Regions from separate parts of the Mus musculus genome. Here region 2 is linked to region 1. A link is a loop called in an ENCODE intact Hi-C map of the cell type or tissue named here. Cell type or tissue: heart. All regions are shown on one strand. Links, peaks and the distances in the headings refer to the core of each region. The heading gives the core; the rest is flanking DNA. Region 1 holds the start of Prep (prolyl endopeptidase). Region 2 overlaps Prep (prolyl endopeptidase).

The links. A loop is a pair of places that touch in the nucleus more often than their neighbours do. Peaks named below come from ENCODE experiments on the same cell type or tissue, not always from the same donor. Only the 100,000 strongest peaks of a DNase experiment are listed, where the experiment ranks them.
Region 2: a loop joins it to region 1, with 2.5 times the contacts of the local background. A loop is called at or near these places in 4 of 42 quality-filtered maps.

The regions. Positions count from the first base shown.
Region 1 is chr10:45,065,965-45,068,869 of GRCm38, reverse strand. It overlaps Prep (prolyl endopeptidase), which reads right to left and starts at 1,654. Exons shown (of 15, transcript NM_011156.3): 1 at 1,495-1,654. The coding sequence starts at 1,539. It also overlaps 2310075K07Rik. In heart, for the core only: CTCF peaks have their summits at 1,792 (motif pointing left) and 2,535; a DNase peak (open chromatin) is centred at 1,769; H3K4me3 peaks cover 2,341 bases; H3K27ac peaks cover 1,855 bases.
Region 2 is chr10:45,131,363-45,134,267 of GRCm38, reverse strand. The region is part of intron 10 of Prep (prolyl endopeptidase); the gene reads right to left. Among named protein-coding and RNA genes, the nearest start is that of Prep, 66 kb to the right of the region's middle. In heart, for the core only: a CTCF peak has its summit at 1,677 (motif pointing right); no DNase peak of the experiment used is centred there; H3K27ac peaks cover 181 bases.

The DNA.
Region 1 (2,905 bases), core at 300-2,799:
TACTGATAAACTACAAGACTGGTGCAGATTGGAGTAAGGAAAAATTAAGCAAGAGCCAACACTACCTTCACTCAACTACCGGGTCCAAAAAAGAAAAGAAAATCCTAAGACTATATTTATCAAAGCCACAAAATGGTAGTTATACACACACACACACACACACACACACACACAGGTATAATACATATTATTGGTAACATATATACATGTACATATGCTAACCTGAAAACCGAAAAGACACTCAAGACTCAGAGTCGGAACAGTTTCACATCTTTGTACCTGGCCCACGGCAGAGCTCGGCCATCTAGATGACAAGTCAAGGCCTGTCAGCCTTAATAGTCCATGTATAAAAGGGGGCCTCACACATGAACTCACAACAGGTAAGACTTGCCCAATGTCACCCAGGTAGTGAGGGCCACCAACAACAGCATTCAGGTTGTCTGGGAGTTAACCAGTCCCCTTGAAGATGAATTCAATGAGCAAGCAGTTAAACCAACTGAGAACATGGTTCCCAGGGGTCACCCATTAATGCAGCACAGATACTTGGACGTTCACTTGAAAAGGAGAAGGTCTTTAACACTGAGACTTTACCTCCATGTGTGATGTGCTGAGTTCAGAGTACATTTTCTGTCATGAACCAGATCAAAGTAAACAGGAAAAAAAATAGAATGGTATTATACAAAAATATTTTTACTTTGATTCTATTTTAAGTAACCTGAGAAACCAGGTTGTGACTACAGGAATTGGGGTCCTAATGTTTGGATTCAATCCACTTAAGTCCCAAACTACTTTTTACACACACACACACACACACACACACACACACACACACTTCTGAATTTCACTACCTGGGTCTCAAGTTACCTGCAGTTCACCTGCAGCTTAGGTAAACAGTTAACTCCCAGCGGGGAAAACTTTCCTTGCAAAAGGCCACCCCGTCTTAACTTCCTTTCTTAAGCGAACCTGACTGGCCCCAGCACACTGTGGGCCCACTGCTCCTTCCCCAACACTGCCTCCCTTATTTGCATCCCAGCAGCCAACGTCAGGCACCCGATTCGGGACAGCACAGCCTTAAAGCGCAATGAATGAGCTTCAACTCTAAGGACTTGCAAATTCCAAGTTCTCAAAGTTTGCTTTTGTTTTCAAATCTTACATCATTTTTCCCACGCACACACACCAGCATACACTTGGTGCTACCACCATATTTAAGCCAGACTGCTTCTCCTCTTAGAAGCACAGGGGTACGTTCTGGCTGCCCACTGGCCCCAGATGCCCATGCCTGCCCGGGGGGTCTGTCCTTGGGGCCGAGCGGCGTTGACCACGGGCGTGGACACGTGGGCCGAGGCCGCCCGCTAGGTTCAGGCTGGGAGGAGCCCCGCGACCCGGGCGGCTCCGCAAACAAAGGCCGGGGAGCGGCGCGGGGCGAGCGGGGGCTGCGGGAACCGAGCTGCGGGAGGCGCGGGTCGGGGGGCGCGGTGAGAGCGGGGTACTCACGGAGGTCTCGTCGCGGTACACGTCGGGGTACTGGAAGGACAGCATGGCCGGATCCGGGCGCGGGCTGAAGGGGGGAAGTGCGGGCGAGGCTGGGCGCGGACTGCGGCGGAGGGCGGCGTGCGAGCGGGCGAGCGGACAGCCGGCGTGCACGGGCGGACTCACGGTGGGGCAGTGCGCCAAGCAGGAAGACGCTGTCGGCAAGGCCGGGAGCCCCTCCCCGGCGGGCGGGCCCAAGCGGCGACAAGAGGGAGCGGAGTCGCCGCGCGGGCGCCGGAACGGGCGCACAGCTCCCTCTGCAGGAGCACCAGCCGCGCCCGGGCGCACGGAGGAGCACGCTGGCGACGCCGCGCCACGCCGCTCGGCGACCGGCCTCCCGCAGCCCCGCGCTACGCCGCCTCCCCTCCTTCGCGCCCAGGAAGGAAAACTTTGCCTCTTCCCTGACCTAGGCCGGCTTTCCCCAACCCGCCCGTCCGCCTGCCTGCCACCAGCCACTCTGTATATGGAAGAAGAAATGCTTCAAGGTGATCGTGAAGGAAGTACAGCTTCCTCCCTTAACCCTTGATGGACACGGACTGCTCGGCCTCCAGGCTGAAGAGGTTCTTCAGAGGTGTTGCCAAGACAATGGATGATCCCTTGTTGGAGATTTACTGACTGATGGGGAGCGAGGTGAGAGAACTTATGGTAACCTAGGGTCCTTGTCTGACCCTATGGCTCCTCCCTTCTGCTTCGGGTTTTGTATTTTGAGCAACACTGTTCCTGAGTTGTAAAGAGACAAGATACCTCCTGCCTGATCTCAAACCCATCATGAAGACTGACTGACTACACTTCTCTATCCATGGGCCTCCTTTGTAGACCACCCAGAAGAGGCATTGTAGCCCCAATTTTCAATGTGTATAATGTGTCCTTGCCTTCCTACTTGCCATGGGAAAGATAGGGCCATCAGTAAAAGTCTGCATTATAAGAGAATTCTCACTGTTGGTTTCTAACTATTAAGGCTCATGTTGCAGGCTAGCACTACTGAACCCAGTCGCCAGGGGCTGCCAGGAGGTCTAGCTCCTGCCATCTCTGTGTGCAGTGCGTCATAAAGATAATCCCAAGGACACTTGACTCAGAGAATCCCCAGATAAGCGTTGATGCCTCCTTAAATGTTGATTTGAAAACTGTTATTGTCCCAGTTTTACAGTTGAGATAAACTGGAACTTTGTTTTGCTCAGTTTCACAAATAGTAGGGGTGGAGAAGAAAAGAGAGCCAGGATTCAGTCCCTGAAGGCTAACATTTCATTTCTACCTGTCCGACGTCTTCCCCCTCAGAAGGCACATAGAGATGCAGTTTGTTTGTAGTTTACAAGGGCATCCTTTTTAGCAAGAGAAACTTGAGTTTGACTACTTATGCTAGAAAGACTGACAAGTG
Region 2 (2,905 bases), core at 255-2,754, 65 kb before region 1:
AGCTGAGGCAGTAAATAGCTGGCAGTATCTTACTGTCAGAGGCGACATGTCCAATTTGGAGTGGCCTCCTTGCTTCAGTCTATGACAGACAGTGACAAGCACACATGCGGGGGCCAATAGGGAGGGCTGACTTAGTTCCTTCCACAGGTAGGCAGCTTCCCCTCCACTCAGGCCTCCTCTGGGCGCCACCTCCTCTCAGCACAGCCATTCTAGAGACTGAGACCCTCTCCATGTGTGAGCTCTACACGGACACTGACAAACCAAACCCAAACCTAAGAAGCCACAGCTCTGTCCTGAGCGCCAGACCCCATAATGGGTTATATATACCATGCAGAAAAGAAACCAATGGAGAAAGTCTGAAACCAGGGGCCCAGCATCAGCCTGTAGGCTCATGTGTCGTGACGCCATTCCTAACATGAGGCCTGTCCCTGGAGGGATCCTGTCCACATCCTTCACAGCCATGAGGATACTGGTTTCCCCTGCTTCCTCCCTGACCCAGACAACCCTTCAGAACTCATCTCCCACCTCAAATGCGCCTATATCCTCCAACCACAACTCTATTGCTTTGTAGGAGAAGCACATCCTTGTCAAGTGCTTGTGTCGGGACGAGGAGATGACTCAGTTGAAACTGCCTGCTACATATGCACAAGCATCGCAGTTTTCACTTCCAGCATCGTCCTAAAGGCCATGTGTGTCTGTAAGTCCAGCTCCGGGATGGGTTAGGGCAGCGGACAGTGGATTCGTGAGACACGCTGCTGGCCAGCTGGCCTAGCTGAGAGAGCGTGGTCCAGGTTTAGTGGGAAACCCTGCCTCAAGACTAAAGTGCCACATGACTGACAACGAAGCATGTGTCAACTCCCACCCTCCACATGTACATACGTGTACATGCACACACCCACACAAGCAGGAGCATACACACACACACACACACACACACACACAGTGCTTTTGTCTTTGTAGTGTGTGTTTGCTAATATCAACGATCCTGATTTCAAAACCATGGTGAAAGGATGGGAAAAGGGGATTGAAGCAAGGGGAACCAGGAAGCAAGTGGGCGCTGCTGTCGTAATATCTAATGAAACAGACTTCAAACCAAAACTCACAGGAAGAAGTAAAGGACAATTAATCCCAATTAAGGGGACCATTAACCAAGAAGACACTGCCATTGTAAACATACGTGCACCAAACTCTGGAGCAGCCAGTTCCACACAAAAGGCACACCCCTGAGATTAAAGGCACAGACCAAATCCAACTGGGTAGCAGCAGGTGATCTCAATACCCCGCCTTCCCCAACAGACAGGTCATCTGGACCACAGTAGAGAAACATCAGAATCAAACTATCATCCTACATCAAATGCACCGAATAGGCATCTACGGAATATTCCACTCTCTACTCAGCAGCGTGCCGGAGCTTCTCTAAAACAGACCACACCCTGGGACACAAAACAATTCTCAAACTCAGAAAACTTTAGGTAACTCTGTGCATCCGATCTGACCACAATTCAATAAAACTTAAAACGAGAGCAAACACATTTCTAGTAAGTACACAGACTCAGTGTGAATAAACACCTCAATACTGAAGGATGAATGGGCCAAAGAAGAAATCAATAAGGCTTCAATTTTTCTATGGGTCTTTATTTTTTCCCTTGGCTCTAAGGGTGAGATTTAGGCACCTGGCCACCAGGGGGCATGCAGTGCTCTGGTTTCAGGCAGGTCTGTATCAAGTAGGTATCAAGTTGACTCCTGTTTTATCTTTTGTGGAAAGCTGCTATGCGGTGTCCCCCACAACCAGTTCTGTTGTTTTGGGCTGGGCACATATCTCCCCTATGATTTAAACGACATCTCATACCTCCTTGTAACTCAGCCTCACTCTTTACATGCCAGCAGATGCGATCTATGCTTCTTTCAAGTGCACAGCTCAGCTGGGGTGGGCTAAAGAATAGATATAACATGGCCAGACCCCAGCAGGCATGAGACATTACGCTATGTGTGGCCATGCAACAGAAGAGGACTGGGCTCCTGTGCTCTCGCCTATGACCTTCAAGCCATGAACACTTTTGATTTACTTTCCCCAGGTGTTCAGAGCTGTGTCTACACTGAAAGCCATTTTGGCTTTTTTGTTTTTTTTTTTTTGATTGTGAAAGGATGAAGGCTAGCTTCAAACTTAAAAGATCCTCCTGTCTGAGTGCTGAGACCACATCCAGACTGATCCTATCTTTAAAAACCAATTATTAAAATGGTTAGGAACAGACGCTAGCGCAGACCCATGACGCCACCGATGTTTTCCACGTTGCTACGGAGCAGACAGGATGGCACTGCTTTGAGAGACAGCAAGGTGGAGCTTAAGTGTACCTGCCCCAGCATCAGCAGAGCTCACCACCGGCAGCCTCTACACTCCTCAAAGCCACAACTCTCAGGGAAGCAGTAAACCTGCCTAAGAGGCTTTATCACACAGAATGCCAAATTCAGTAATACATGCAGATATCTGAATTACTAAATACTTCATACACTAAGTAAGGGTGAAGACAGCTACAGCACAAACAACTATCACTGGTGGTGGTGCTAGGCTTAAGTTCGGTTTGACCTGACAGTTGTAGCATCAAATATGAACTATGCATTGTTAAACAATAAACAGACAGATCTAAGACGTTCAGATTAAATCAGTTGCTGTCTGATACACTAACAACTCCATAAAGTAAGCTTGCAAAACAAAATCCCCACCGTGCTGGGCCATGGCGCCCCGTCCCACATCGTCCAGGAGAACCAACAGGTTTCTTTACCTGGCCCCTCCCCTTATTCTAAGGCACCAGTGGAAGTCACTGTTCTCCTGGACCCACCGAAACGCATAATCCAATACAGAACCATTTCCTCAGGACAAAGTCCAGAGGAGCCCAGAGAAGCTCAG